Regions from separate parts of the Homo sapiens genome. Here region 1 is linked to region 2. Evidence: read pairs that join two places in POLR2A ChIA-PET (ENCODE). Cell type or tissue: Panc1. All regions are shown on one strand. Each heading gives the region's core, and the rest is flanking DNA. Links, peaks and the distances in the headings are about the cores only. Region 1 holds the start of LOC107984998 (a long non-coding RNA gene). Region 2 has its middle 83 kb from the start of LINC02792.

Region 1 (11,567 bases), core at 14-8,013, 56 kb after region 2:
AGGTTTCAATGAATTCCTTTTGGTTGTGTTTGAAACCGTGCTGTATAAATAACTAGGGTAACTGAAATTTCATTTGTAGCAGTACTGTACTTAAAATCTACAAATATCATAGGAGCTAAAGTTTTAACCAACTCTATTAGTTACTTATTACAAATAAAATCCTTCCAATTTCTTTACACAACAGTCTCTATTGAGTCAGGATACCCAGAATATCAGGCAATTAGAAACACGAAATTACTATATCTGTTCTGTCATAAACCAGGAGATTTAAAAATACTTTTTAATGAACACAAATTGCTCTATACTACCTCCACATTATAGCAGGCTTTCCAGAAACTGACACTGGATCTTTGGGATAAAAATAGTTGAAGACATCGAGTTGGAGAAACCATGTCATTTTTTATGTGAGTGGCAAGTTACAACACTAAGTCGCAACATCTAGAGGTGTGTGTAATCCAAGCTGAACCGGAAAATGTTCTTGAAAGCTGCAACAAATTGATATATATAAGGCTAGGAAAAGCAGGTTGGTGAAGAATCAGCTTATCATGGCCGCCTTTTGTTAAATCAAATTTAGCTTAAAGCTGCCTCCTTATTAGTTTGGCCTGAAGTTTTCTCTGAACATAGTGAGCAGTAACCTAACTCAATATGTAAATGGTCTACTCTTGTAACAAGCAGCCCTGTCTCAGTCAATCACAGAAGCTACACTTCAACTACTCACAGGTGACTGAAGCAAGAAAGTTCCCTGACTCCCCTGTGGGACTTGCAACAGGGGTGTGGCTAGTTTGCTTGGCTGCTGTGCACTCAAATCCCTATGGGAGGGGGAGCATGCCAGGTGCACAAGTGCAGAAGCCCAGGTGAGCGCTTTTGGGCTCCAACCCCATGGTAGCGTCTTGAGGTGTGTTACAATTAATGTTCTTTTAGCATTTGCTGTCCACTGATTAAGTGTTAAACCAGCTCAGTGGAAAGTCAGGGTGACAGTCTTTTACACCCTGACCTCTTGGTACCTAGGTCCTTGTCCAGCACCCAGGGAGAATCAGGTCACGTGGACTTGAAGGATGGTGAATGCAGGGAGGGACGGTGAGTGATGGAGGTGGCTCTCAGTGGGATGGATAGGGGCCTGGAAAGCGAATGGAGTGGGAAAATGATCTTTCCCTGGAGTTCCTCCATCCCGCAACTTATCTCCTCTCTGACTGTCCCCAGGCATGGTGGGCCAGAGCGGTCTTGGAAGAAATAACATTGGACATGAAAACAGGAATGCCTCTTCCCATTTAGGGCCGTGAGTTTCCATGCTTGAGGGTAGGGCCTTTGCCAGGGACCGCTCTCTTCTACCCAGTATTTCCCTGCCTTCTGTCCATATTATAACCAACTGTTCAAATAGCATTCAAATAAGGCAAACACTGGGCTGTAACCAAGCCAGTTGTTTCTGTGCCTCACTTCTCTTTCCTGTACATCACTTTTTTTTCTGTCTTTCTGAACCTATTCTGGTTCAGGGGCTGTCCGATTTGTGAATCATTCTTTGCTCAGTTAAACTCTGTTAAATTTAACTTGTCTAAAGTTTTCCTTTGAATACCTTTCACAGACAGATTTAGGGCAACTTGCCACCATCATTGTAAGACTGGTTTTACTTCCTCCCATTTAACTTGCCCTAGATGAGTGGAACCTATTGGACTCCCTTGTGCTTTCACTCAGTTGAACATTATTTATGAATGATCCTGTTATTGAACCCCAGCAATTATTTGATTTAATCTTCTATATTTATCCAATCCAATATAATTTAGAAGAATAACATATTATTTCCTATATATTAGAAATGAAGGCTTTTTATTTTTATTTATGTTTTTTATTTGATGATCTTCATTGTTTAAGGAAGAGAATCATAAATGCTACCCTACTAACCACAAGAAAAACCTCAATGAAAATCTAGTCAAAACTAAAGAAGTCTGCTGCTTATGATCGTTATTCTTAAAACCAAAAATTTCAGGGAGGATGAAGTGTTACAAATAAGGAGTAGTGTTTGATTTGCTTGTTTGTTTGATTGGTTGTTATCTGATAGTGCTGCATACTGAGACCTGTCAGATATGCAGTTACAAAGTTAACCTCTTTATAGAAAATAGGAAGTTTTTGTTTACTCACTAGCCCCTTCCTGGCATCTATTAACTCTTCTAGAATGGCTTTCTCTCCCCATCTAATTTCTATTCAGGGATTCATTTCACCCTCTCAGTTTACAATATCTCAGAAGGATAGTGGTCAACCACCCTCTCCAAGGATGGACAATGTGATTCAGGCCCAAGTCAATCTTATTGGTTGTGGTGAATGGTTGTGGTGAATGGTTCTAAGAGCAGCATATAATCTAAAACAGTTCAATCAATATGTATTTTATAACTTTTGCTACACATGCCTAAAACCAAGATCTATATTTTTACCAAACTTTCTACAGGATAAATAGGAAAGGATATGAAAACCTATGAGAGTATTTTTATATGATAAATGGAGGGAAAGCTGTGAATGCAGTTGGCATAAGGGAAATGTGCTAGACTGTGTAGAGTATAATCGAGTCCTGGTAACATTGCTTGAAACCTGGGTCAGGCATCACCTGAAGTAAAGCTATTGCTATACCTAAGAGTTATGAGAACCAGTAAATACATTTCCTTTTCTATAAGCTAGTTTTAATTTCTTTTTTACTTTTTTATCACTTTTTAATTGATATCCAATTTTAGTCATCCTTATGCCATATCCTTATTGCAATCATATAGCATAGATATAATTATTTGCATGTACAGAAGCAGGGAAATAATCTTAGTTAAGCAAGTTGCCCAAGGTCAACATTTGGCAAATGTCACAGTTGAGGTTTAAAGCTATGTGTAACTAATAGAGCTTAACCTCTTAAACATTACAAAATGAAATTTCCCCACTACAAAGAGGGGAAAATAATCTGGTTTCAAAATCAGATTATACAGCTAAATGATCACCTGTTTTTACTGGCTTTGCATGGACAAATAATCCTGCAAGGATGTGATAAATATGATGAAATGATAAAGTCATGAAATTTTGGAATAGTTAGGTCTTTTATAAGGATATATCATATGATTCTGTTATGCTTTATATAATTTATTTTTGTCATAATTACAGAACCTTCCTCCCTGTAGTAAAATGAGTCCTAAATTGACACTTTCTTCTCCTGTATGCCTGGCTCGTTCTGGACCGGATATGACTCATTTTGTTGATCTTAGCTTCACCATAAGTCTTCCTACAGAAAAATTGTTTTGATTAGTATTTAAAGTATGATGAGGATTGTTTCCTGTTTTTCTTAAGCTTTCCACCCAGTTGCCATTATCCCACAAATGATTTGTTAGGCATGCAGGTTTGTATTGTTTCTGATACTATAAGGACAACAAATACAGCTCTTTTTTTTCAAACTGCTACACCCAGGAAGCTGGAAGAAGAGTAGATATTACATATTGAGTTTCTGAGTGAGTACAATTTTATTTTTTTAAGAAGCTGTGCTTTTTTAAAAAACACGTGAAATTCTTAACAGTGTCCTTTAGAATTATTTCTCCATTATGCATGCTATGATGTGGAGTCTCTCTGTCCTTCAGATAATAGCATAGTTAAAAGACCAGAAAACTAAGCAGTACAATTGAATCTATAACTTTCTATATATAACCTTGAGCAAACAGCTTAACTTAAATTGAAGATAGTAACAGAACAAGTCAAGTATAAATTTATCAGAAAAGAGACTTGGGGAAAAGAGTGAAACTTCTCCATGTTGAGTATACAAAGAACCAATACATGTAAAAATTTTGTGAAAGATAGATTGTAGGACATACACATACCTAAGCCCGTTGTGCATTAGTACATGGCAAGTAATTCAGTGCAGAAAAGGCAGAAAGTGGGTAATAAACCAGGTTCAGCCAGACATTGGAGATTCTTTTATGGCAGATTAAAGATCTCTGTCTTCAAGGGAAGAAGGATCCATTGAACTATTGTAAACAATAGAGAGAAATGATCAAACTTGCATTTCTAAAATATTACTTAGGTGGCAATGTGAAAACTTGATTGGATGGGCCTAGAATCTTCACTATTTGATGACTTGATAAGACGAGAATAAATGGTTTATAAAAATAATAGAGGTTTCTAAATTGGTCCTCAGGATAAATGATGCTTCCGTTTATTAAGAAAGTAGCATTCAGGAGACGCACCATTATTTGGTTAGTAAAGGGGCCCCTTAAAGCTTTGTTTCAATTCTTTGGTAGTTAATCATTGTGTATTGTACTAAGTAATTCTTTATTTTGAAGTTTCCCTGTCAAATAACAGATGGTTACAGCCTCGTGATTGTACCTTTACTGATATTATATTTTTAAATACATAATTCTTGAAAATATTAATAAAGAAACGATATAAAATTAGGAATAAGGTGCAAAAATAACAATGGCTGTTTTTAAAAGTTCAAAATAAGTTACTTGTCTGAGAAGAAATCAAAATGGAAGTTTTAAAAATAGAACTAAATGACATTATAATTATTCATATGAAAACTGCCAGGATGCTAGAAAACATATGCTTTATTTGTGATGGTATCATTATCTACATAGAAAAATATACAAATAGATTTCATAGAAAACATAAGAAAAGCTGCAAATGAATTATTATATTTAATGAGAAGATTTAGCAACTGGATTAAAATTAATACCCAAGTGTATTAATAGAGTATATAATTTTTCTAAACCTACAGATTGCAGTAGCAAAACAAAATGAGATACCTAGATGTGTAAATATTTATATGACTCAGAAAATTATGAGACATTATTTAAAGCCAGCAAAGAACATTTACATAAATAGGAGATATTAAAAGTTTCAGTATCACAATGATGTCAATCGTCCCAAAATAATTAATAGATTTAAAGCAATTCAAATTAAAATGCCTACATGTTTATATAGTAGCTGACAGTCTAACTTTAAAATTTGGCTGGGAACACAAAGCATCATGAATAGCGAGGCATTCTTAAGGAAAACAAACAAGGTTTAGTAGATGTGTCCAAACAGCTATCAGGACTTATTATAGGTCTATATTAAAATGGTGGTGTGAGTAAGGACAGAAAAATTAACCAACGGAAAGAATAGGCATATGGAAATTTAGTTTATGATAGAGCTGATATTGTATACAAAGTGGAGAAAACATAAACTATTAAATAAATTGTAGTAAGACAATAGGTAATTACTGCTGAAAAAAATGACACTTGAGTCCTACTTCACATAATACAATATTCATTTTACTTTGATTAAATAATTAAATATAAAAAAGAATATAATAAATAACAGTATATATTCAATAGAAATATTAACTAATAATTAATTAAACATATTTAATGTATATTAATATAATTAAATATAAAAGATTATATTTTAGTAGATAAAATAGAATAATAATTTACATCAGGGTTTATTAAATATCTTTTAAAAAGCAATTCACTAAGGAAAAGCTGATAGTTTTAACCATGTTAGCATTTACACCTTCTGCTTATCTGAGGATATAATGAAACAGGATACAAAATCTAGAAGGTCTTTACAACATGTGTAATTAATACTGTTGATAACTTTTGTCTATACTTAACTTAGATTTTAATGTTGGCTTTTTCATGCTTATCACAAGTTATGGTTGACAGTTTTGTGTGACTTTGCTTTTTGTTTTTAAATGGAATCAACACTTAAAATACCAAGATGCTCTGGACAGGATGGTTATTAAAAGGAGCCACGGGAAAAAGATTAAAATCCACTTCAGGAAAAACAAAAACAAAACAAAACAAAAAACAAGAAGACCTTGAGAATATCACCATGAGAGTTGTTCAGGGACAAGATTATCAGACAGGATCTAGGCAAAACAAACAAACAAACAAACAAAACCTTGTTGTAGCCAGAAAGGGTAATTGAAGAGTGTTTAATGAAGAGACCAAGGTAAAAACAGGCATAGGGAACCAATAAGTAGAAAGATGTCCCCACCCCTAGTCTTAAAGGGGAAAGAGGAGGGAATGATTAACTGAACCAAAGATACATGCAGGACTTATGGGTTTTGTAAAAAACTCAAGAGCTATTTCAAAACTTCCAGGCAGGAGAGAATATCCTTTCTCTCTAACTTGTACTCACCTACTTATGCCTCCTGTTAGTGGAACCCAACCTACAGAAGGAAAGATAATCCAGGTGACTTATTACATAGATGTCAGACCCTGTTTTCTTTTTCTCCAATAAGGGAATGGAGGAGTATCCAGCAAAGGAGGTAAAATTCAGAAATGGCTGCCATAGTCCAGCACTCAACCATAACAATAGTAATCATAGTAAAAACCGTCATGCTATGTTACTGAGGTATAACACATTATAGCTGAGAAAACACCTGTACATATATAACGTAGTTTACTTCTCAAAAATCCACTGAAAGAATCATTAAGGTCTCAATTTTATAAAATGAAAACTAACGCTCAGAAATTTGGAATTTAGCCACAGCCACGTAACTAAAAAATAGGGAGATTTCAATTCAAAAGACCACACAGGCTTCCTGAAATATATAACCAGGTATGTATATTAGGGCTGGTAATTTTTATGTAATGATTTCCCTTACTCACTTCCCCTTTTCTTCACCCCAAAACAAATGCAGTGTTGGATAACTTTAGAGAGATTGGAATTTGTTGATTTTGCAGTGGTCTATGAGAGGAGGTTTTTATATTTAAGGTGCTTTGAGTGTCAATATTCAAATTTTGTGGGTTTGAATTACTACTTTGCCATTTACTGTGTGTAAAACCTTGGAAAGTAGTTCATCTCACTCTTTCAGATTTCTGTAAAACAAGATGCAATATAGTATACCTTTTTTGAAAGTATGTTGTGGTGATAAATTTAAATAATTCAGGTAAAGCATTTAGAAAAATATCTTGCATATTATAAGCCATCATTGTTATTTTTGCATTATTGTCATTATCTGTATTATTAATACTTCAAGATTATGCCTATCATTATACTCTAATCTCACAACACTAAAATGCTACTTCTTGGGCACCAATTTCTCTCCTTCTACTACCAGTTTTATTTCATAGCCAAACTAATTGAGAGTTTTCTGTATACTGTCTCTACTTCCATCTCTTCATTCTCAGCCATTTCAATTGTATTCATATCTTCTCAAAGTTTGCCAGGATCTCTGTTTTATTAAATCTCATGACACTTTTTCTGCCCTTATCATGGAATTCTGCAGCAAAAGTAGATGCAGTTTAATTCTTCTTTTTGTTTTGTTTTGTTTTGACAGTATTACTCTACTCTTTTTTCATTCCTCAGCTCTGTAACAAATGTAACCTTCTGACTCCACTGATCCAAGTTGCCCTGGTCATTCCACAAAATTACAATATTATTTCTCCTTACCACTGATGACATCAGAAATTACCTTAATTTTCCTTTTTTTAAAAAATTCAGTTCCACTTGATTGTAAGCCCTATGAAAATAAAATCTTGTTTATATCAGTCATTGCTGTATTTTCAATGCCACGAACAGTGTCTTTCATATCATAGGCCCATATTGTTAAATAAATTGATAAATAATATAACACACATATAAACAGGTGTCTCATACCAAGTAGGTGCTTAATAAATGATAGCTTTTATCCTTCTAGCAATCTGAAGGCAAGGTAGCAATCATTTGTTTAGTTAAATGATTCCCTGAGTGGTACAGTAGATTCCCAAATATACTCCCAACATAACCATGGACCAACAGTCTTTCTACCCTGAACTGCCATTCTTTCATGGGTTCTCTTTTTCCCTCAGTCAGAAGGAAAATGCCATCCTGTTTGGGTCACTAGTTCTTTCACATCCATTTCCAACCATTCTGTAGTACGGGTGGTCCTCACGTTATGAGAGTTTGACTTAGGATCTTTTCAAGTTAACAATGGACTTATAGGGACATAACCCCATGGTAAGGCGAGGAGCATCTGCAGTTAGATTTGTCTAACTAGAGAACGCTTAGGGGTGATGCTGCTTAGCGTCTTCACACTCTGACCTATAAGACTTCAGCTCTGACCTCAAAAATAACGTGATAACAGTACCCTAACAGTATCTTAAAAATCAGTCATTACAGTAACATAGCTAACCATTTTTATAAAAAGAAGTAAAGCTATTTAAGAGACTGAATTGATCATTTGTTTGAATTAACTGATCAACTAGCAGCTAGCCATCAGATGGCCTGAAATGTACTTTTATACAGAATGCTATAATTTTCAAATCATCTTTACATACAGTGTTTCATTTAATTTATAGCATTATGATAAAGTTAGAACTACCAAAAGCAATTATCACTTGAAATGACCTAAGTTGTCATCTACTCCAATTTCTTTATTCCTATAATAATGACGGTGATAATGATACCACATTACTAACTTGAATTATCTCATCCCTTTGTAGGAAAATTAATATATTTTTAAAATTAACTTTAAAATTGACTGACTAGCCAGTGTTCTTCTGTCTCAGTAATATTGCAATCCATGTCAATCATTCTAGATACATGACATTCTAGCCTACTTGGGGGTGGATGTTAAAATTATATTCTCAAATATTGTTTAAATTAAATATGGGAAGAAAAATGTAAATGAGAAAATTTAAAATACAAAAATGCAGTAACATATTGGCAGTTGTCATTCATGTATTATCTTTTATTTGAAGACATGGCAAATGCACAGAGCTAGTACCATATTCTGCAAACTCTGATACAAAATTTGATATGTGCTAAAATGTCAAATCTACCAATGTCAGTTATTAGTACCTTCTTTGGAAGTGTATCCAGTTCCTTTTTTATATCAGCTTTCTTTCCTGATACTGTTTTGAAAGCTTCATAAGATATTCATAACCTAGAGAAATCTAATAATTTTTCCCAGTAATTTCTTTTACTGCTTTATGGAATTTGTTCAGAGGAATACTAATATTAGATACTAATAAGAAATGTTGTCATATTAAAAAATACCTACTGCTTATCCATAAAAGGGGAAACTTTAGCTTCATCTGGTAACCAGAACCAGGATAACCATGGAGCCATCTGGTAAAACTAAAACGCTATGGCAAATTAGCATTACCAATCACCGCTACATTCTTACTGTGAATCTCTATATGCCAAACAGACCTCTCCCAGGAAGATCATAAAGGAAAAACAAGGTCATAGTGTCAGACTCCGTGTCCTTGATTATTTTTTTCTGTGATTTGTGGGGAGATGGGTGGTTGGCGTATATTTTATATTTTAAACAATTTCCAGGAAATTATTATTTCATTGAATCATAAATGTTAGGATGGCAAGAGGTCCCAGGAAAGCATCTGCTTCACTTATTTTTTTTCACCCAGGTAATAAATTATAATCCCTATTTTATGGATAAAGTAGTTGAGCCTTTGAGAGCTGAGTGCTTTGAAAAAAAAATCATGTGGTTTAATTCAACTAGAAATAGGTGCTTCTCCTGTTAGAGCATTTAACACACTGTCTTGACTGCCTGTTTAGTTCTTATTTATTCATTGGTTTCTCTTAAAACATCCTAAGCACCAAAAAAGTGCACATGAATAAGCCACATGTATGTTTATCACTTTTTAGTCATTGGCTCCTAGTACTCTGCTTAGCACATAGAAGTTCAATTAATATTATTGAATAAAAAGTAATAAATGGTAGAATGATCATTCAAGAATTTACTGTTAAATATTCATCTGTGGACATGAAAAGCCATTTATTTAAGTTAGAAATTTTGAATGATGCATCCTATTTTTATTTAGGAGAGTCACAAAATCAGATTATTTTTAGTGCAAGAGAGGACCATACTGTTTATTCAAAAAGAAGAAAAAACCTATCCTTGTTATGCTAGTTCTTTAAATTATCATATCAAGTATAAAAACGAAAACAAAAAATAGGTATTGAGACATATTTCATATTGTTCACTGGAGCCTGAATGAGGCATTATTTCTTATAGTTGTTGATACCTCTTACACATAGAATCTAACAAACATTTTATAACCTCTTTACGAAATGTTGTATTTCCCTTTCTTTCACCAGAGGAGTTTCATTCTGAGCCTGAGTACTCAATATAATTCACATTGAAAATTAACTCCATAGCTTTCCTACCATCATCATTATTAAAGGCCTCCAGGTGCTCAGTCCTCAACATTTTTCAGGCAGTAAATTGCTCAGGTCCTTTTGAGGAATTTAGAAACAGAGAACCAATAAATCCATCTATAACCTCAAAGACCTGTCTGCCATTTTCAGACAGACAGGTCTTTGTTGTGTTTTGTTTTGTGTTGCTTTATCCTAAGGGCACTAATGGGTGTAATAATTGGGACACAAAAATAATCAAAAAAGAGATACAAACAGCTTTGTATACTAGAGGATACCATCAGATTGCCCTAAGCATCATTTTTCTCATCTTCCACTGATATGTATGGGTTTATGTAATGTTTGTCTTTCAGATACATCTGTTGGAAAATACCAGACCAAACTGATATTTGTTAGCATTCAGGCAGTCTCTTTTTCTGCTGGAAAATAATGAAAACAACATATTAAAAGAATAGCTGTCTTGTAGAAAGTACCTGTTTTTTTAATATACACTTATTTATCAAAGCCGTCTTATTATTTGAAATGTCTCTTGGGTTTTGAATAATCATTTTATCAGGTAAAATTTGTAGTGATTCTTTCAACAAACTGAAACTTATTTCACATTCACAAATTCATTGTTCTATCATGTATATTCATTTAAAAAAACAGGAGGAGAAGAAAGAGAGACATGTCCCTTTCTGAAACATTTCATGCTGATACCTAGATGACCAGTTTATTCTTAGGTCTCATTTTCTGTTGTGTAAAGCAGAAAATGAGCTCCTTATTTTATTTCATTCTTATAATTTAAGAAGTGCTGGCTTCAGTTGGAATTGATGACCTAAAACTTCTAGAAAAAAAACTTGAGTAGCTTTTATTTTGAAGACAATATATAAAGTTTGTATAGTTCTTTGTAGAACTGATAAAAATTGCTCAGTAATTCAGAATATTAAAAAATATAGTCTTGATATTTGGTTTATATTGGTTTATAGTGTTTTTCCTTTTAATTTAAATAAACATGCAAATATTGTGGGTAATCTATCTTTGTATTTCTACTTTCCTATTATAGATTTTAACATATTAGCTGATCTGAAAGTGCATTTCCATCATCAAAGGCAAAACAAAACTTAACTAGAGAAATGTTTATTTTTCATTAGAGACCACTGTAATAGCCTCAATGGGGTAAGACCATATTCTCGTTGTCTTACTTTGAGGTTTCCTATTAGGGACCAACGTAGAGCAAACTAACTAAATGAGACAAGTTCATCTTTCAATTTTTGGGGTTCTCCAATGAAGTATTTTTCCTGAACAGGTCATGATATCTCAAACATTCTGCAAAACTCAGTGCTCACTTCTGTGCAATACAGCTGTATGCTTGTCCTTTATGTAAGTTACCATGATTTTGTAATGAGAATCTGTATCTCTGGCTACATCTGAATATCCCAGGAATCAAATTCTGATGTCAAAGTTGATAAGAAGGAGGCAGT
Region 2 (12,344 bases), core at 1-8,000:
GGAAGCCTTGAACAGACACTGTACAAAAAAGCCTAATAAACAAATGGCTAAAAAGAATATGAAAAATTGTTCAATCTCATCTGTCATCAGAAAAAAGCAAATCAAAACTACAGTGACATACTGCTTTACATGCACCAGAATAACTAAAATTTAAACTGTCAACAACAAATGTTGTCAAGCATGAGGAACAATTGGAACTCTCACACATTGCTGGTGCAGTGAAAAATGTTAGAGCCACTTTGGAAAACCGACAACGTCTTATAAAGTCCACCATGCACATACCCTATGGCCCATCAATTTTACAGCTGGGTATTTACCCCAAAGAAATGAAAATACCTATACACAAAAAGCTTGTTTATCTTGGTTTCATTCATAGTAACCCTAACCTAAAATATTAAAATTTCTATCAACTGGACAATATATTAAGCAAATTGTATACTCATACAGAAAACTTAGCAGTAATAAATACTGATGAACTTGGACAAACCATATAAATGAGAACAATTATTGATATGGGAAGGGGTGTAAGGGAACTTTTTGGGATGATAGAAATGTTTTAATATATTTATTAGGATGTTGATTGCATGGTTGTGTATAGTTGTTCAAACTCATTAAGATGTTCTTTTAACATACTTGTATTTCACCATATGTAAATTTTACCTCAATGTAATTTTGTCTCAATATAAATCATAAACAAAATGTTGTATACATTGGAACCCTTGTACAGTGTGGTTGGAAATAAAATGATTCAGCTGCCATGGAAAGGGTTTGGAGGTTCCTTATAAAGTTAAGCACAGAATCATCATATGACCTGGTAAATCAACTCCTAGGTTTATACCCAAATTGTTGAAGGTAAGCACCCACACCAAACACCTTCACATGTGTGTTAATGCAGTGCTATTCACCATAGACAAAAAACAGTCCAAACATCCATCAACAGATGAATGTGTTGACAAATTACGGTATATACATGCAATGGAATATTATTCAGCTGTAAAAAGGAATGACGTACTGAAACATACTACACATTGATACACCTCAAAAATATGCTCAGTGAAAGAATTCAGACACTAAAGGTAATATATTGCATGATTTCTTTTATATGAAATATCTGTAATAGGTAAATTCATAGAGAAAGGTGCAGATTGGTGGTCGGAAGGGGCTGAGGATAGAGTGAAATGAGGAAAAACTGCTTAAAGGGTATAGGGTTTTATGTTGGATTTAAATAAATATTTTATAACTAGGCAGAGATGGTGATTGCACAACATTGTGAATGTAATAAATGCCATGGAATTGTTCACTTTAGAATAATTAATTTTATATTAGGTACATTTCATTTCAATAAGTTTTTAAATAAGCAATAGGCATCAATTTCATATTGCATTGTCTAATTAAAATTTCCAAATAATAGTAGTGAATGTCTAAAAGCTTGATGCGTAGAGTCCTTTTAATTGAGATGTTTATACCATTTACAATTAATTTATATGGTTAGCATTAAATTTCTTATTTGCCTTATGTTTCTGCTTCCTCTTTTTCTGTACTCTGCTTCCTTTGTTTTAATTACCTTTTATGATTTCATTTTATTTTCTCTTTTGGCAGCTTAGCCAAAACATTTTTATATAAGTGCTTGTTCAAGAGTTTGTAGACTACAGCTTTAACCTAACAGCCTACTTTCAAGTGATATTTTCCCACTTCATCCAGAGTATAAGAACCTTATAATAGGTGACTTCCATTTCTCTGCTACTGACCTTCATGCTGTTGCTTTCATTTATTTGACTTTTATGTTCTTATAAACTCCATACTACATTGTTATTGTTTTTGTTTAGTCAATTGTCTTTTACAGAGATATAAACAATAAGGAAAAGTACTCTGTATATTTACCTACGTCATTATCATTTCTAGTTCTCTTCTTTGTATGGGTTTGTGTTTCCATGCGGTATCATTTTCCTATTTTCCTTTTGTCTGAAGACTTTCTTTAACATTTCTTGTAGTGCAGGTATGCTGGTGATACTTTTTTTTTTTTTTCAGTTTTTGTATGTCTAAAAAGTTTGTATTTTGTCCTTATCTTTTGAACACACTTTCTGGCCAGTCATGGTGGCTCACACCTGTAATCCCAGGACTTTGGGAGGCCAAGGCTGACAGAGCACTTGAGGCCAGGAGTTTGAGACCAGCCTGGCCAATATGGCAAAACCTTTTCTCTATTAAAAATACAAAAATTAGCTGCGCATGGTGGCACATGCCTGTAATCCCAGCTAATCAGGAGGCTGAGGCAGGAGAATCTCTTGAGCCTGGGAGGTGGAAGTTACAGTGAGCAGAGATCACATCACTGCACTCCAGCCTGGGCGACAGAGTGAGACTGTCTCAAAAACAAACAAACAAAACAAAACAAAACAAACATACTTTCCTAGGTAAAAAAAAAAAAAATGCTAGGTTAATGTTATGGACTGTATGTATGCGTCCCTGAAAATTCATACATTGAAAATTTAACCCCTAATGGAGTCGTATTAGAAGGTAGAGGCAATTAGGTAATTAGTTTTAGATGAGGTCAGGAGAATGGAGTCCCCATGATAAGATTAGCGTCCTTATAAGAAGAGAAAAAGACTAGAGTTGTTTGTTTGTGTGTGTGTGTGTGTGTGTGTGTGTGTGTGCACCAAATAAAGCAGGTAAAGCCATGGGAGGACATAACCAAGAAGAGGGTCCTCACTAAAACCTGACCCTGATGACACCCTCCAGAACTGTCAGAAATAAATTTATGTTTTTAAGCTACATAGTTTGTATTAGTTCATTCTCTCACTGCTATAAAGAATTGCCCAAGACTGGGTAGTTTAATAATGAAAAGAGATTTAATTGACTCACAGTTCTGCATGGCTGGGGAGGCCTCAAGGAACTTACAATTATGGCAGAAGGCAAAGGAGAAGCAAGCACCTTCTTCACAAGGCACGGAGAGAGAGTGCAAAGGAGAAACTGCCAAACACTTATAAAAGCATCAGATCTCATGAGAACTCATTCACTATCATTAGAACAGCCTGAGGGAAAGTGATCCCATGATCCAATCACCTCCCACCAGGTTCATCCCTCAACACCTGGGGATTACAATTCAAGATGAGATTTGGGTGGGGACACAAAGCCAATCCATATCACAGTTTATAATATCCTGTCTTAGCAGTTGGAACTAAGACAGTTGATAATTTTCCCCCATTGGTACATTAAAAAATAATATTTCATTGTTTTCTCATCTGCATTGTTTTCAACAGAAATCTTTCCTCCTTATTTTTGTTCCTCTGCATATAATGAGTTTCTTTTTCTTTTCACTTTTAAGATTTTTCTGTTTATCATTGGTTCTAATAAATTTTACTTAATTTTATGTAAATTTTCTGACAAGTTTTTATGCTTCTTGGTGTAGTTTTATTCATGTCCTGGGGTTATTGAGTTTATTAGGCCTCTGAGTTTATGATTTTCATCCAATTAGGAAATTTTGGGGAAAATATTAATTCACACTTTTTGCTCCTTTCCTTTTTCTTTTTGGGGGGCTCTAAATACACAAATAAAAGGCCACTTGAATCTTTCCTACAGTTCACAATGCCCTGTGCATTTTAAAATTGTTTCATTCTGTAATTCCAGCACACTGGGAGGCCAAGGCAGACAGGTCACTTGAGGTCAGGAGTTTGTGACCAGCCTGGCCAACATGGTAAAACCTGGTCTCTACAAAAAATACAAAAATTAGCCAGGAGTATGGTGCATGCCCATAATCCGGGCTACTTGGGAGGTTGAGGCAGGAGAATCACATGAACTCAGGAGGCGGAGGTTGCAGTGGGCTGAGATTGCACCACTGCACTCCAGCCTCGGCTACAGAGAAAACTCCATGTCAAAAAAAAATTGTTTTATTCTCTGTGTATTACTTGAATAATTTCTACTTCCATGTCTTCATGTACACTGTCCTTTTGTTCTGCAATATTTAGCTTCCTGTTAATCCCATCTAGTATTATTTTTATCTTAGATACTGTAGTTTTCATTTTTAGAAGTTAGCTGTGGCTCTCTTTTATCCCTTCTATGTCTCTACTTACTATTTTGAACATATGAAATACAGTATAGCAGCTTTAATGTCTTACTGCTAACTCTAATATCCAAATCTATTTTGAATGGGTTTGAGTTGAATAATTATTCTCATCAGAACAGGTTGTATTTTTCTGTTTCTTTGCATATCTACTAATTTCTGATTGAATGTCAGACACTGTTTATTATATTTTGGAATATTTTGGATATCTTTGAATTCCTGTAAGGACTCTTGAGCTTTGTTCTGGGATAGTTATTTGGAAAGAGTTTGATCCCTTCAAATTTTGTTTTTAAAATTTGTGAGGTGGTAGTCATGACATATTTTGTCTAGAGATAATTATTCCCCAAAACTGAAGCAGTATTATTACTCTACCAAATGCCTGGTGGGTTATGAGTTTTTCCAGACTTGGCTGGTCGGAAAATACACTCTTCCCAGACCTGTGAGAATTCCAGGTGGTTTTCCCTGTAGCAATTTTGGTTGGTTATTTGCCTCGTATTGGTGCACACAAGTGTGCTAATCAGCACTCTACTGTACCCTTGAGGAGATTCCTTTGCAGATCTCTAACATTCTCTAGCTATGCATCTGTGTCTTATCTTGTAATCTGTCCTGAGCACTCTAGCAACCATGGTTCAAAGACATTCTTAGAAAGTCTTTCTACTCAGGAAGTTTGCTAAGCATAATGTGGATTCCCCTTTCCTACGGAAAAGCAATATGGCTCACATCATTTATTTTATGTCTCTCAGAGAACTGCCCTGCATTGTCTAATTTTTATGTCTTGAACACCAATGGTTTATATATTTTGTTGTTTTTGGTTGATTCAGGCACATGCAAAAGTTTATTTAATGGTATGTGTAGTTTTTTGTTTTGTCTTGTTTTGTTTTGTTTTGTTTTGTTTTGTTTTGTTTTTGTTGAGACAGAGTCTCTCTCTGTTGCCCAGGCTGGAGTGCAGTGATGCGATCTCAGCTCACCACAACCTCCACCTCCTGGGTTCAAGCAATTCTCCTGCCTCAGCTTCCTGAGTAGTTGGGACTACAGGCACACACCACCATGCCCGGCTAATTTTTGTATTTGTAGTAGAGACAGGGTTTCACTATGTTGGCCAGGCTGGTCTCAAACTCTTGACCTCATGATCCGCCTTGGCCTCCCAAAGTGCTGGGATTACAGGCTTGAGCCATCCTGCTCAGCTTAATGGTATGTTTTGATATTAGTGGTTTTCTTTATAATTTTTACTTCTTATGTCCTGCTTAAGAACAATTTTTCGTGGTTACAAAAATGTTCTTTTATGTTTTATCTTCAAATGTGTATTGTTTTACTGTCCACGTTTAGGTTGACTATTAATGTGGAATTTAATATTTTGTGTAGCTCAAGGTAAGGGTCCACATTTGTTTAATCACATTGTCTGGTCTGTTTGTGCTCCTATAACAAAATGCCATAAACTGATGACTTATGAACAACAAAAATTTATTTCTCACAGTTCTGGAGGCTGGAAAGTCTAAGATCAAGTCACTGACAGAATCAGTGTCTGCTGGAGGGCTTACTTCCTGGTTCATAGACTGCTGTATTTTCACTGTGCCTTCACATGGTGGAATGGGCATATGAACTCTCTGGGGATTCTTTTATAGGGCCACTAATTCTATTCAGGAGGGCTCTGCCTCATGGCCTAATCACCTTCCAAAGGTCCCACCTCCTCATATCATCACCTTAAGGGTTAGAATTTCCACATGAATTTTGGGGGGACACATTCAATCTCTTGTGCTAATATGGATATATATGCACAAGATATATATATATATATAAAATATGATATTCGATGACCAAATATCATCGAAAGGATAATTCCTTTTTCAGTATACTTCAATATTACTATAAATGAGGTGACTATATATATGTGGCTGTTTCTGGGCTTTCTGTCTTATCTCATTGGTTAGTTTGTCTATACTTGTACTAATATCAATAGGATTTAGATACTTTGGTGTCACTGTTGTGCAAGGCTATAGAAAATTCTCTTTGCAATCCATTATAATAATGGATAATATAATAATATAATAATCCATTATAATAATGCCCTATAGTTCTGTGTTCATTCCGAACAGTTTTAATATCATTGCTGTGTTTTAGCATTTCATATTTTTCCTAGGTTTCATAAGGATCTGAAGTGGTAGATTTCTTGTTTTTGCTAGGATCTGATTTAGAGTCAAGATGGACTTTAGAAATTATCTGGCTTAATTAATTCACTTTATAGATGAGCTAAAAGAACCTTAATTTGCTTAAAGGATGTACAGTTAGTTAGAACCTGGAACCCCATTCTTCACACCCTATGCCTTTTATTTTCCACAACTCACAAATTAAGTGCAGTTGGTGTCATACACACTTCTCCCATTTAGTTCATTTTCCCCCCTTCATGCTGCTATATGATTCTTCACTTTGGGTGTATTATGAGTTTTTCGTCCTCCACACAGGGTTCTGTCAGTTCGTGGTATAGCAATTTAGTGTTAAAATGGTGGTGTCTCAGCTGTCAATGCTATAAATACTTCGACTTCATTCCTCTTCAGGAAAGCTTAGGCTAATTTTTTCCCTTTGCATGTTTGCATTTATATTTTTATTAAGATGATTTTCATTATAATATTATGTCTTTATGCTAGAATTACAAAAATACAGAAAAGTAGAAGATGGAAAATCATTACCCATAATACACCACCTAGAGTTACACATTTTTAGAAGTTGAGAATATTTCTTCTGCTCTTTTGTTTCTTTTTATTGAGTTCAGATCAAATGATATATATAAAATTATATTGCCTGATTTTTCAAACATCCACTTTGTGATTATATAAGTATAATAATTTCATTATAATATTAAGAAATAGACTATTTTAAATATTTTAAAACTTTAATTTATTTTCACTATTAAAATGTTGCCATATTTATTGACCCAGTTTAAATGTATTTTTATATTTTCATGAAATTATGGCAAAATAATTTTTAAGCATCCTTAATCAGGAACTTCACGTGTCCCAGTAGGAAGATATGTGTATGGGCTCATAATAAAAAATATATATATTTTCAACTGAGTGGTTTATAGACTTTTCACAAGTAAAAAAAACTCAATGACTTATGGAATTTTTATGAGTTGCAAAGATGCAGAAAGTAATTTCTCATGTTCCTTGACAATGAAAATGACCATTGTGATTCTTCATATGGCTTGGCTGTTTCCCCACCAAAATCTCATCTTGAATTGTAATCCCTATAACCTCCACATGTCATGAAAGGTACCTGGTGGGAGGTTATTGAATCATAGGGGCAGTTTCCCCCATGCTGTTCTTGTGATAGTGAGTTCCAGCGAAATCTGATGGTTTTATAAACATCTAGCATTTCTCTGCTGGCACTCATTCTCTCTCCTGCCACCCTGTAAAGAGGTACTTTCTGCCATTATTGTAAGTTTCCTGAGGCCTCCCCAGCTATGCAGAACCATGAGTCAATTAAACCTCTTTCTTTTATAAATTACCCAGTCTTGGGTATTTCTTCATAGAAATGTGAGAACAGACTAATACAGGAAATTGGTACCACAGAGAGTGTGGTGCTGCTATAAAGACACCCAAAAATGTGGAACCAACTTCAGAACTGGATAACAGGCAAAGGTTGGAACAGTTTGGAGGGCTCAGAAGAAGACAGGAAAATGTGGGAAAGTTTGGAACTTCCTAGAGACTTGTTGAATGACTTTGGCCAAAATTGTGATGGTGATATGGACAACGAAGTCTAGGCTGGGGTGGCCTCAGATGGAGATGAGAAATTTCTTGGGAACTGGAATAAAGGTGACTCTTGCTATGTTTTAGCAAAGAGACTGGCAGCATTTGCTCCTGCCCTAGAGATCTGTGGAACTTTGAATTTAAGAGAGATGACTGATTTAGGGTATCTGGAGAAAGAATTTTCTAAGTGGCAAGGTTTTCAAGAGGAAGCACATCATACAAGTTTGGAAAATTTGCAGCCTGATAATGCAACAGAAAAGAAAACCCCATTTTCTGGGGATAAATTCAAAATGGCTGCAGAAATTTGTATAAGTAATGAAGAGACAGAATGTTAATAACCAAGACAATGGGGAAAATGTGTCCAGATCATATCAGAGATCTTCGGGGCAGCCCCTCCCATCACAAGCCTGGAGGCCTAGGGGGAAAAAATGGTTTTGTGAGTTGGGACTAGGGCCACTCTTCTCTGTGCAGCCTGGGCAAGTGGTGTCCTGAATTCCAGCTGCTTCAGTTCCAGCCATGGCTTAAAGGGACCAAGGTACAGCTCGGGCCATTGCTTCAGAGGATGTAATCCCCAAGCCTTGGTGGCTTACACATGACGTTGAGCCTGCAGGGGCACCGAAGTCAAAAATTGAGGTTTGGGAACCGCTGCCTAGATTTCCCAGAATGTATGAAAATACATGGATGTTCAGGCAGAATTTAGTTGCATGGGTGGAACCCTCATGGAGAACCACTGCTAGGGTGGCATGGAAGGGAAATGTGGGGTTGGATTCCCAACACAGAGTCCTCACTCGGACATTCCCTAATGGAGCTGTTAGAAGAAGCCCACTATTCTCCAGACTCCAGAATGGTAGATTCACTAACAACTTGCACCATGCACCTGGAAAATCCTCAGACACTCAATACCAGCCCGTAAAAGCAGCCAGGAATGGGGCTGTACCCTGCAGAGCCACAGGGGTGGAGCTGCCCAAGGTTGTGGGAACACCTTTCTTGCATCAGCATGACCTGGATATAAGACATGCAGTCAAAGGGGATCATTTTGGAACTTTAAAGTTTAATTACTGCCCTATCGAATTTTGGACTTGCATGAGGCCTGTGGCCCCTTTGTTTTGGCCAATTTCTCTCATTTGAAATGGATATATTTACCCAATGCCTGCACCCCCATTGTATCTAGGAAGTAACTAACTTGCTTTTGAATTTACAGGCTCATAGGTGGAAGGGACTTACTGTCTCAGACGAGACTTTGGACTTGGACTTTTGGTGATATGGTTTGGCTCTGTGTCCCCACCCAAATCTCTTCTTGAATTTTACTCCCATAATGTCCATGTGTCGTGGGAGGGACCCAGTGGGAGATAATTGAATCATGGGGGTGGTTTCCCCCATACTGTTCTTGTGGTAGTAAATAAGTCTCACAAAATCTGATGGTTTTATAAGCATCTGGCATTTCCCCTGCTGGCACTCATTCTCTCTCCTGCTGCCCTGTGAAGAGGTGCCATACACCATGATTGTAAGTTTCCCGAGGCCTCCCAAGCCATGTGGAACTGTTAGTCCATTAAACCTTTTTCCTTCATAAATTATCCAGTCTTAGGTATTTCTTCACAGTAGCATGAGAATGGACTAATGTAATTCTCAATTCTACTTCTATTTTTTTTTTTTTTGAGAACCCTGAAAAAATATATATTTAGGTAATTTTTCTCTCTCAGTGTTCCAAGCACATAGTTTAGCCAATAAAATAACAGCTGGATTAATACATTGTTTGTATCGTCTAAATGTATGGATATAAAAATTATCATTAGAGTTATTTGAATTGTGGGGCCAAGCATTGAATTTATAAACAAATTTCTTAGAACTCAGAAAATATTTGAGGAAGAAGTTCTGAGGACAGGATGGCAATTTACTCACAATGTATTAAATCTAGCCAACAAATATTAAATTCTTTAATTTGAGATCCAAATTGTGCAGGGAAAAAGCCCTAATTTTCTGTGTTTTTTTCTGTTATTTTATGTACAAATATACATATTTATTTGTAATCTCTAGGTCAACTAGGGTAGTTCTTAAGTATTATTTTATAAAATAATTTTATATTTATGTAAAAATATACATATTTTATGTACAAATATACATATTTATTTGTAATCTCTAGGTCAACTAGGGTAGTTCTTAAGTATTATTTTATAAAATGTGGGAGATGTAGTTTATTTTCTGGAAGTTTTGTATATCAAGATTTATTTTTTATTCTTATTACTTAGCTACATATAAAATAATGGAGTGACAATATTAATTATAATATTAATATTTTAGAAAGGTATTTAATGACTTGCATATTGAACTATGACAATTAAAATAACTCTAGATTACTCTCAAGGAATTTTTAAGATAATGAGTATATATTGGTGGAAAAATTTCTAAATATACAAATGTACAGATTTATACCGTTCTCATAGTTGTTTCATGGTATTTCTTTAATATCCTTTTAATATCCATGGGATCTGTAGCGATGCTCCCTCTTTCATTTCTAAGATTACTAATCTGTGACTTCTGTCTTTTTTTCTTAGTTAGCCTAGCCAGAGGCTTATTAATTTTATTGATCTTTTCAATGAACTAGCTTTTGATTTCATTGATTTTTGTCTATTTTCTTGTTTTCAATTTCATTAATTTCTGCTTTAATTTTTATTTTTTCTTTCTTTGTGTTTTCTTTAGGTTTAACTTGCTCCTCTTTTTCTACATATTCAATACTTTAAAATATTATGTAGACATATGTATTTTACTCTCTATTGTAGAAAGTACCTTCAATTATAAACCGATTGTGCTACAGGTTTAAGAAAACCATTATTCATTGAATGAGTATCATATGCCTTTCACTGCATTGAAATTTGATTTATATTATTTTATTGACTCCCCATAACAATCCTATAAGGCTACATGTTATTATCCTTATTTTATTAATGAAAAAACTAGGCTCAGAGAATTTGTCTAACAACTATGACAGAAGATGTAGGAAATTAACTCATCTTTGTCATAAAAGGCTATTTTACAGTGAAATTATCTATTTATATGGCTTTGTATAGTATATAAGGTAAGCTTTATAATGTCTTATTTAAATAAGTACTATATAAACTGCTAGACATATTAGATTATGGTCCAATCATTTTTGCTAACATATTGCAAACATATTATATGCCAGATATATACTAATTCATGCCATTTCCACAACAGCCCTATGAGGTTAGTTATCCTATTTTTACAATCAATCAGAAGGAGGCCCAAAGAAAGACTAAATAATTTGCTTAATGTCTGCAGCTTTTAAACAGTAGAATTTATAATCAAACACAAACAGTTAGGATGTAGAACCTCTGCTCTTGGCCACTAAGCTATCTAATTATTTCAGCAACAGTATATTCCAAATATATTGAAGATAACAGGAAGCATTTGCATTATGTACAAATATGTATGCAAACTGAATAATTTAAAATAGAAAATAATCTGAATTCTTCTAAAGCCATCCAAAGTTCTTAAATAGATCTCATCCAATGTATCAATGTAATAACCAGAATATTTACAAAGATAGGGACCATCAAAATAAAGACAAAAAAATGAAGAGGAGCAAATTTTTAACCATCTCTTTCCATTAATATATTTGATTACAATTATGCAGAGAAAATAAAAACAGATATTTTGAGGAAACAGAAGATAACCTAATTACCTTATAACTAATAGAACAACTAATTTAGAAAATTGACTCTTTAATAAATGGACATATTTCTTTTTTAAAGATCACTTGTAAGTTTATGGTGCTTACTATTTTGCAACTTGATTTTTAAATAGCTCATTTAAACTCAGAATTACCATTAACATGTGAACTACAAAAAGCATTTCTAAAATAAAAATAGCATTTGGAGCACATCTGTTCCAATGATATGTTTTAAAGAAATTTGCATGTATTGGGATCTGATGGCTTGTTTGTGTGTTGCTTTAAGAAGGTGCTCTGCATGATTCACAATTAGACTGCGTATCAGGAGAGATGGGTGTTGCCATGGTAAGTACACATTTTTTGATTGAATAGGAAACTAATAGGCACATAAAACCCACGTAAATTATTGGCACATAAATTGCCTCTCCTGAGGCTACAAATAAACATACTTCTCTTTGGAAATATTTTGCTATTTTTTCTTGGGCTTTGTTTAGATGGTAGACTCATGCATCTCCTTTTGCAGCCTGAAGCCTCGTTTCCTTAAACCCAGTCTTTCTCACCTCCCTTCACTGATGAGCAGCAGTTTTCTGAGTACAAGGAAGAACTACTTTGTACACAAAGAATGCTTTAAGATGTTAAATATCATGAAAATCATGATCTGATTCTTAATAAATATCTGGAATCTTTGCATCTAAAACGTCATGGGAAAATGGTATTAAATATGACTCAAGAAATCCCTCACAATTTGATTCTAGAGTTCCCCATAAAACAGGGATTGTTACATAAAGTGAATAAAAAGGAATACTTTCTGCTTGTACTAGAGAAAGATTATTTGTAAATGTGCATGCTCAAAACCTCC

The links. Peaks named below come from ENCODE experiments on the same cell type or tissue, not always from the same donor. Only the 100,000 strongest peaks of a DNase experiment are listed, where the experiment ranks them.
Region 1: POLR2A ChIA-PET joins it to region 2 with 16 read pairs; 2 of 35 experiments call an interaction of 5 or more read pairs at or near these places.

The regions. Positions count from the first base shown.
Region 1 is chr1:79,180,246-79,191,812 of GRCh38, reverse strand. LOC107984998 (a long non-coding RNA gene) reads left to right here and starts at 3,333. Exons shown (of 5, transcript XR_001738111.2): 1 at 3,333-3,470. In Panc1, for the core only: no CTCF peak of the experiment used is centred there; DNase peaks (open chromatin) are centred at 3,382 and 3,792.
Region 2 is chr1:79,235,939-79,248,282 of GRCh38, reverse strand. No RefSeq gene overlaps it. Among named protein-coding and RNA genes, the nearest start is that of LINC02792, 83 kb to the left of the region's middle. In Panc1, for the core only: no CTCF peak of the experiment used is centred there; no DNase peak of the experiment used is centred there.